Linked DNA regions of Homo sapiens: region 1 is linked to region 2. Evidence: read pairs that join two places in POLR2A ChIA-PET (ENCODE). Cell type or tissue: CD4-positive, alpha-beta T cell. All regions are shown on one strand. Region 1 overlaps MTHFD2 (methylenetetrahydrofolate dehydrogenase (NADP+ dependent) 2, methenyltetrahydrofolate cyclohydrolase). Region 2 overlaps SLC4A5 (solute carrier family 4 member 5).

Region 1 (4,000 bases), 85 kb before region 2:
TAGTTTAGTTAGTTTAGTTTAGTTTAGTTTTTTGAGATGCAGTCTTTCTCTGTCGCCCAGGCTAGAGTGCAGTGGGGTGATATCAGCTCACTGTAACCTCTGCCTCCTGGGTTCAAGCAATTCTCCTGCCTCAGCCTCCTGAGTAGCTGGGATTATAGGCGCGCACCACCATGCCTGGCTAATTTTTGTATTTTTAGCAGAGACGGGGTTTTGCCATGTTGACCAGGCTGGTCTGGAACTCCTGACCTCAAGCAATCCACCCTCCTCGGCCTCCTAAAGTGCTGGGATTACAGGCTTGAGCTACCACGCTGGGCCAGATGCTCATCTTTAAGTAATGGGCACTTTACTGTAAGGACATGTGTGAAAATAGGAAAACTGGGACTCTTCCACATTTGGGTTTCATGGAACCCAGGAAGAGTTGCATAAGCAGTTCTCTTTGGGAAGAGACAGCCTTTCGGGCAGCTGAACATGGTTTTGGGAACTGGAGGTTCTTCTAGATCCTGATTTTTCTTCTTGCTCCCCACCTCAGCAACAGTTTTCTGATTTCTTGCCCTGTTGTCTCCCATTGGTGTGACTATTATTCTGCCTATTCTTTCTGTCTTTGTTCTGTGGTTCTAGTTTGAACTGCCTCAGGGACGAGCTCTTACTGGTTCAACTAACTCTCACTGCTCTGTTGAGCTAAGCTTTTGCGCCAACTGGACCACTGGCCAGCCTAGAGATTGTTGCCCTTGGCGTCACATACTCACTCCTGGTCTGTCAGCTTTGGATGATATGGTGGGGTCCCTGGGAAGAGCACATTGCCAACTGTGAGAAGGAGCTTCCTCCAGTCCCCTGCCCTGCCCCTATTCTTACCAGGAAAGTCTTCCCCAGAAGGGACTGTGGGGAGTGGTGGTCATTTTGATGTTTGACCTGTCCAGTATGTTGTTTGTTTGTTTGTTTATTTTTGAGACGGAGTCTAGCTCTGTCACCGAGGCTGGAGTGCAGTGGCACAATCTCAGCTCACCGCAACCTCTGCCTCCTGGTTTCAAGTGATTCTCCTGCCTCAGCCACCTGAGTAGCTGGGATTACAGGAGCCCACCACTACGCCCAGCTAATTTTTGTATTTTTAGTAGAGACAGGGTTTCATGTGTTGGCCAGGCTGGTCTCGAACTCCTTACCTTGTGATCTGCCCTCCTCGGCCTCCCAAAGTGCTGGGATTACAAACGTGAGCCATCGTGCCCGGCCTATATTGTTTGTTTATTCAACTACAGAATATAATTTATCGATTTAAACCACCATAAAAATGAAGTCAGTTGACTGGGAAATGATTTGAAATACATGCCTGGCTGCTAACAACAGGGACAAAACACGAACTACAAATGGCATATAAGCAGATAAGAAAAACTATTTAACCTCATGGTGAGGGGTCAAACAATTGCAAATTAAAACTGTAAAACACTTAGTAATGATCAGGGCGCAGGGTGGTGTAGCAGTTAAGAGCCCAGACTGATGTGAGACTCAGCTTGACCAAGCGCTGTCAGTCACTTAAACTCCCTGAGCTTCAAATTAATGATAATAATGATTTCTATCAACTTTATCCCCCTCCATATGTAGCTGGATATATTCATTCATTTATTTATTTATTTAGCAGAGACAGGGTTTTGCCATGTTGCCCAGGCCAGTCTCAAACTCCTGGGCTCAAGCCATCCTCCTGCCCCGGCCTCCCGAAGTGCTGGGATTACAGGCATAAGCCACTACACCTGGCAGAGTTTTAGTTTTTATAAAAATTCAAGTTATTTGGTTTTGTGACTCTGTTGCCTTCTGCAGAAATGAAGCTGTTGTCATTTCTGGAAGGAAACTGGCCCAGCAGATCAAGCAGGAAGTGCGGCAGGAGGTAGAAGAGTGGGTGGCCTCAGGCAACAAACGGCCACACCTGAGTGTGATCCTGGTTGGCGAGAATCCTGCAAGTCACTCCTATGTCCTCAACAAAACCAGGGCAGCTGCAGTTGTGGGTATGTGTCCTTCTGAGACCTCGACTGCGGTTCAGTTGAGGTTTATATGAGGCAAAGTCCATTCTAATTTATGATTTCTTTTTTCTGATTAGGAAACCCAAGCAGAGGAGGCTAATGTGATTGAACTGTATCCCAAAACTTTGTCATAGGAAATCAGACTATATCTTTCGGGGTTTATACAGTAGGACAGGAGATACTGGTTGGTATTCTCTGTGGCTTCTGGAAAGAATATAAGCTACATTCTGTTCTTAGTCTTTATATTTGATAGGTGACCCTGAATGCATTTTACATTTGCTTTCCTTGAGCAATAATGGGTCTCCAGTGGAGGTGTTTGAGTGTTTGCAGCTTAAAGCCTTAGAGGCTTAGGGGGCATGATTGAGCAATACAGTATTAGGTGACCTCAGTGATGAGGTCAGGAACACAGTCGTAGATTTGAAGGAAATGACTCTGACTTCTGGGAAATAGCTTTCAAGTTCTTCACCGATTGGTTCTAAAGCCAAACATGCAGTTTAGAAGCAGTTCAGGTCTGGATGATGGGGTTTGTGTTCTAGGTCTCACGGTACCACAGATTACTGTGTCTCTGTGGACAAGAGGTGGGTGGGCAGGCTCAGATATGCCTCTGCCTGCCCATCTGTGGGCCTGTGGTCTGAGCAGCAGGTGGCCTTTCCTTCGAAGGGCTGTGAAACCACTCGCGTGGCTGGGTGGGGTTACTGGCCTGTAAGCCTGTGGTTTTCTCTGTTCTTTATTATTGAGGAGTGAGGCCTCCTGCTCTTTTAATTGAAAGCCTTTAGAAACCTCTAGATAATGGCAAGCCATGGCATTTTGTTTTGTTTTTTGAGACGGCATTTCGCTCTTGTTGCCCAGGCTGGAGTGCAACGGCGTGATCTCGGCTCTCCGCAACCTCCGCCTCCCGGGTTCAAGTAATTCTCCTGCCTCAGCCTACCGAGTAGCTGGGATTATAGGCATGGGCCACCATGCCTGGCGAATTTTGTATTTTTAGTAGAGATGGGGTTTCTCCATGTTGGTCAGGCTGGTGTCGAACTCCCGACCTTAGGTGATCCACCTGCCTCAGGTGATCTGCGCCTGCCTCAGCCTCCCAAAGTGCTGGGATTACAGGCGTGAGCCACTGTGCCTGGCCAAGCCATGGCATTTTAAGACATTGGGAGGTAGTGTGGTGCAGAAAAAAAGAACATGGATTTTGGAACCAGAAAGACTGGCTGTATTATTAGCTCGCTTATTTATTTATTTATTTATTTAGAGACGGAGTCTCGCTCTGTTGCGCAGGCTGGAATGCAGTGGTGCGATCTCAGCTCACTGCAACCCCCGCCTCCCAGGTTCAAGCGATTCTCCTGCCTCAGCCTCCCAAGTAGCTGGGACTACAGGCGCGTTCCACCAAGCCTGGCTAATTTTTTGTATTTTTAGTAGAGACGGGTTTTCACCGTGTTAGCCAGGATGGTCTCCATCTCCTGACCTCGTGATCCGCTGGCCTTGGCCTCCCAAAGTGCTGGGATTACAGGCGTGAGCTACTGTGCCTGGCCTAGCTCGCTTATTTTTAAACCTCTCTGAGCCTCAGTCTGTCTGTAAAATAAGGTTAATGAAGATTGCATAGAATGAGGTATACAGGATGTGTTAAGCTAGTATTCTCTGGTGTATATATTTGTGAAGTTACTTTTTTAGGTTCCTTGAGCTACTTCAGCTTTTAGGGATGAGTGTGATGATACAAAACCCGTATGGTAGCCAAGTATGGTAGGCAACATAGCAGTGCTCATTAAATGCCTCAAAAATTTTTTTAACCTCAAAATTTCTTATAATAGGAATCAACAGTGAGACAATTATGAAACCAGCTTCAATTTCAGAGGAAGAATTGTTGAATTTAATCAATAAACTGAATAATGATGATAATGTAGATGGCCTCCTTGTTCAGTTGCCTCTTCCAGGTGAGTTTTGGACTCCATTTAACATGATTGCTGCTGCTTCTGCTCCTTTCCCTCTCCCTCCCTCTCTCTCTC
Region 2 (4,000 bases):
GCCACCTACCCATCTAGACAATGCTGGACTCATTCCTGAAGCTCCTTCTTTTTCACAATTCATGTCCAACTGGACACTAATGTCTTTCATTTGCTTCATAAACATTTTTTGGCTCTCTCCTTTTTTCCCCACCCATTGCCACCATCTTGGTTCTGGCTCTCATCATCTGCTCCTATCACTGCAATAGCCACCTACTGTTGCCATTGCCTCTGGTTGTCCCATTTAATCCCATTCCCTATGTAGCAGTAGAGTGTGCTTTTAAAACATTTCAAACATGTTCACACAATGGGCTCCTGGGAGTCATGGTTCTCTTTGAATAGCACCATAAAACACTATACATATGAGTTAGAAATCATTTTACTAGCAGAACACACTATTATCTACAGAACTCATGGACTCATGTATTTAAATGAATTTTAAATTTCTCAATTTTTCTATTACTTTTTTTTTTTGAGACAGAGTCTCACTCTTTTGCTTAGGCTGGAGTGCAGTGGCACAATCTTGGCTCACTGCAACCTCCACCACCTGGGTTCAAGTGATCCTCCCACTTCAGCCTCCAGAGCAGCTGGGAGTACTAGCTCATGTCACCATGCCTGGCTAATTTTTGTATTTTCTGTAGAGACGAGGTTTCACCATGTTGCCCAGGCTGGTCTCGAACTCCTGAGCTCAAGAAATCCACCTGCTTCAGCCTCCTAAAGTGCCAGGATTAAAGGTATGAGCCACTGGACCCAGCCTATTACTTTTAACTTACATCCTTTCCATTGTCTTATTGATTGCTGGCGCTTGCTAGCAGACACCAAATGTTTAAAGAAATTTTATAGACAAAAAACCAACAATTGAGAAAATAACCTTATTTTTTCTTAAAATTGAGAAAACTGTGACTGCTTGATTCTGAGGGGCCATACCAATTCTCCCTGGGATCAGAAATCAGTAACTACTCTTTTAAAATGTAGATTTGATGTACCTTGGAGGATGGCATGAAAAAGAAAATAAAATATAAAATAAAATAAAATGTAGATTTGATTATGTTATTCACCAGTTGAAAAACTTTCAATGTCTCTCTATTGCCTAAAGCCTAGGGGTCAGTGACATGGCTCAAACCACCCCTCATAATATAGCCCTAACCTGCCTTTCTAGGTTCTAGCATGTCCCTCACCCAGCCACCCCGACCCCAGCCACAGCAGACCACATCCCTGAAGAGGAGGGCATGCTACTCCTTGGGCCCCTGTGCCTGCCATTCCCTAAGTCTGGAATCCCCTTTCCCCTTCAAGGCCAGACAAGAAGGCAAATAAATGGACAGGTCCTGGAGAGAGGAGACAGGCAGAGAGCAGGATGCAAACCAGTTCTGCCTGGGGCATTACCTGCTCCCTGGAACAGCTGAGCGCTGGGGTCCCTGGCTGTCGATGCTGCCTCTGGCCCCAGCCTGCTTCCGCTGCTGCCTCCCTGGCTGCTACTTCCACAGGTCCTCTTCTTCACACAACAAACTCACTTTTGTTTCCAGTTAAGCACCAGGGGAGGTGTGGGGAGAGAAGAAGGGGGGTTTGAGGGGAGAAAAAGAGAGAGAGAAAAGGAATGTGTGAAGGACTGGGGAGGTGGAGAGAGAGGCTATATGTAGAGAGAATATAGGTGTGGTAAGTGTAAGTGTGAGAAAGATTATGCAAAAGTGTTTGAGAGAGAAAAGCTACACTGAGTTAATTAAAGATCTGAGAGAGAGAGAGACAGAGAGAGAGACAGAGAAGTGAGAGAGAGAGAGAGAGAGAGAGAGAGAAGTGAGCAAGAGAGAGAGAGAAGTGAGAGGGTGAGAGAGAAATCTCAGGTGCACTAGAGAGAGAAAGGCTCAGTGGCTGCAGCAGAACCTCAAGCAGGAAGCCGGGTCTCCACAGCAGCAGGGGTGGTGGCAGCTGAGGACCTGTGAGAGGACTGGCAAAACTGCCCCTTTACCCCCTTCCCCATGAGTGCTTCCTATGTGCCTGTGGTCTCTAGGAGAGCCCAGGATCCTCTCTGCAGGCCCCTTTATAAAGGCAGGGGTAGGATGTGCTGTGAGATTCCCCAGGGCCTCCTTAGGAGCCTTGGTGGCAGGTGAGCTGGCTGGAGAGGAACCTAGCAGGGCCCTTCCTCTCCACCACACAGCCCCAAAGGTGGAGTGGGGTTGCTGGAGGGGAGTGTTTGCTGTGGGGTCTCACACTGACCAAGCAGTGCTCGATAATGTGCTATGTAGCTGGTTTCTTTCCTCCCCAACTTTAAACCCAAACTCCTGATACACTTCCTGTTCCTCCACCTCTCAGGCAAAGTGCCAAGTGTCACCACTCGGCAGGTGTTTTCTGAGAGCCCACGGACAGTGGAAGCTCGTCACTTCAGAGTGTGAGGTAAACTCCACTGGGGAATTATTTTGCTCTTCTGAGAAACTCCTAATCTCCTGGGTTTGGTTTAACAAGTGCTTACTGAGTACTTAGAATGTGCCAAGGTTGATTGGAGGTCACTGAGTGGTGGCTGCTCCAGGGAGTTACAAACCCTGAATTCACTAAGTCTTAGAGCTGGGAGGGAGCTTAGTGATGGTCAAGTCCAAACCCTTCATTTCACGGATGAGAAAACCAAGACCCAGTTTACCCCATAGGCCCCCTAGGCCCCAACACAGGTTAGCAGAGCCTGGGGGAGAACAGACATCTGACATTCTCCCCCTACACTGCCCCATTGAGGCTGGCTCCACTGGTGACATTTTCATACCTGAGGCTCGAGGATCAAGTACGCCCATTTTATTATTTTATTTTTAGAGACAGGGTCTTGCTATGTTTTGCAAGGCTGGTTTTGAACTCCTGTGCTCAGACAATCCTTCCGCCTCAGCCTCCCATAGTGTTGGGATTACAGGTGTGAGCCATCACACGTGGCCACAAGTATGCCCGTTTTAAAGCTGAGAAAACAGAAGCAGAGGACACCAGGCCCTGCCTGAGGGTCCCAGGCTCTGCAGCTTCCACTGCACTGTGGCTGAGGTTGACCCAGCTCCTTCTGAGTGGCCACAGCAGGCCACACCAAGTCAGGCCCTGTGGGTGGCCTCAATACCCAAAAAAAGATGGCCAAGGATCCCAAAAAGACCCTCTTTATTCATGTGGTGTTTTAAGAGCCCAGACCTGGGCTCAACTCCAGACTCTGCTATTACTAGCAGTAGGATCCTGGCAAGACATCAAGCTCCCACTGAGCCTTAGTTTCCTCATCTATGAAGCGGTAATAATCACGCCCCCCTCACTGGACTGTGGCAGGGATTCAATGAGATAATACATGTAATGTGACTGGCTGGCACAGCACTCGTGTACACCAGTCACTCAATAGGTGATATTGCTATTATTGTTGATGCCAGCAGGTGAGATGCTTCCTCTGTTACTACCAGTTACCAGCCTGTTCCCTCTAAACATTCCAAGGGCCCAATCCTTCTCAGCTTCTAGACTCCATGCTCCTCCCATGCTACCTCTGGCCCTCCATCCCAGGCCCCTACGCTGTCTCTGCCCCTCCCTTCTGCCCACAGAAGGTTTAGCTCACCACATGCTGGGCCACTGGGTCAGGGTTTCTCTAATGCCCTGCGGATCCCACATGTGTGCAGCACGTCAGAAGTTAATCCACATAATGAGAAATGCCACAGGTAATAGCCCCTCTGTTCTATAGCTAACAGCAAGAGTCACAAAGTGCCAGCCCAACTATAGGAATGGATTCTAACAGCAGTTGCTGGGAGAAACATAACCTCCATGGGGACCGCTTCAGGAGGCACACTAAAGCCACACAAAGAATCATGCTTTTACTGGGTGGGGACTGACTTAGCACAAAATGATCTAGTGGCCTGCAAACTAGCAAGCAGTGTGGACTTCAACTCTTAGTAAAGATCTGGGAGCCATTATGGCCATCTGGAAGTCAACATCAGGACACGATCCTGGGGTCCTCAGCTCTGGGCAAGTCCTTTCAGACATTCTCTCTCTCATCGGCTCCCTGATGGGTGGCTACACGGTCAGCTTTG

What was found. ChIA-PET counts read pairs that join two places held together with the same protein. Peaks named below come from ENCODE experiments on the same cell type or tissue, not always from the same donor. Only the 100,000 strongest peaks of a DNase experiment are listed, where the experiment ranks them.
Region 1: POLR2A ChIA-PET joins it to region 2 with 7 read pairs; 4 of 35 experiments call an interaction of 5 or more read pairs at or near these places.

The regions. Positions count from the first base shown.
Region 1 is chr2:74,203,899-74,207,898 of GRCh38, forward strand. MTHFD2 (methylenetetrahydrofolate dehydrogenase (NADP+ dependent) 2, methenyltetrahydrofolate cyclohydrolase) reads left to right here. Exons shown (of 8, transcript NM_006636.4): 2 at 1,807-1,991; 3 at 3,806-3,928. Among named protein-coding and RNA genes, the nearest start is that of MTHFD2, 7.3 kb to the left of the region's middle. RefSeq lists enhancers at 2,360-2,939, 2,470-2,569. In CD4-positive, alpha-beta T cell, no CTCF peak of the experiment used is centred here; DNase peaks (open chromatin) are centred at 1,933 and 2,433; H3K4me3 peaks cover 1,075 bases; H3K27ac peaks cover 1,910 bases.
Region 2 is chr2:74,288,883-74,292,882 of GRCh38, forward strand. The region is part of intron 7 of SLC4A5 (solute carrier family 4 member 5); the gene reads right to left. Among named protein-coding and RNA genes, the nearest start is that of SLC4A5, 53 kb to the right of the region's middle. RefSeq lists enhancers at 895-1,395, 1,396-1,896, 1,641-1,700. In CD4-positive, alpha-beta T cell, no CTCF peak of the experiment used is centred here; DNase peaks (open chromatin) are centred at 1,829 and 2,319; H3K4me3 peaks cover 534 bases; H3K27ac peaks cover 1,875 bases.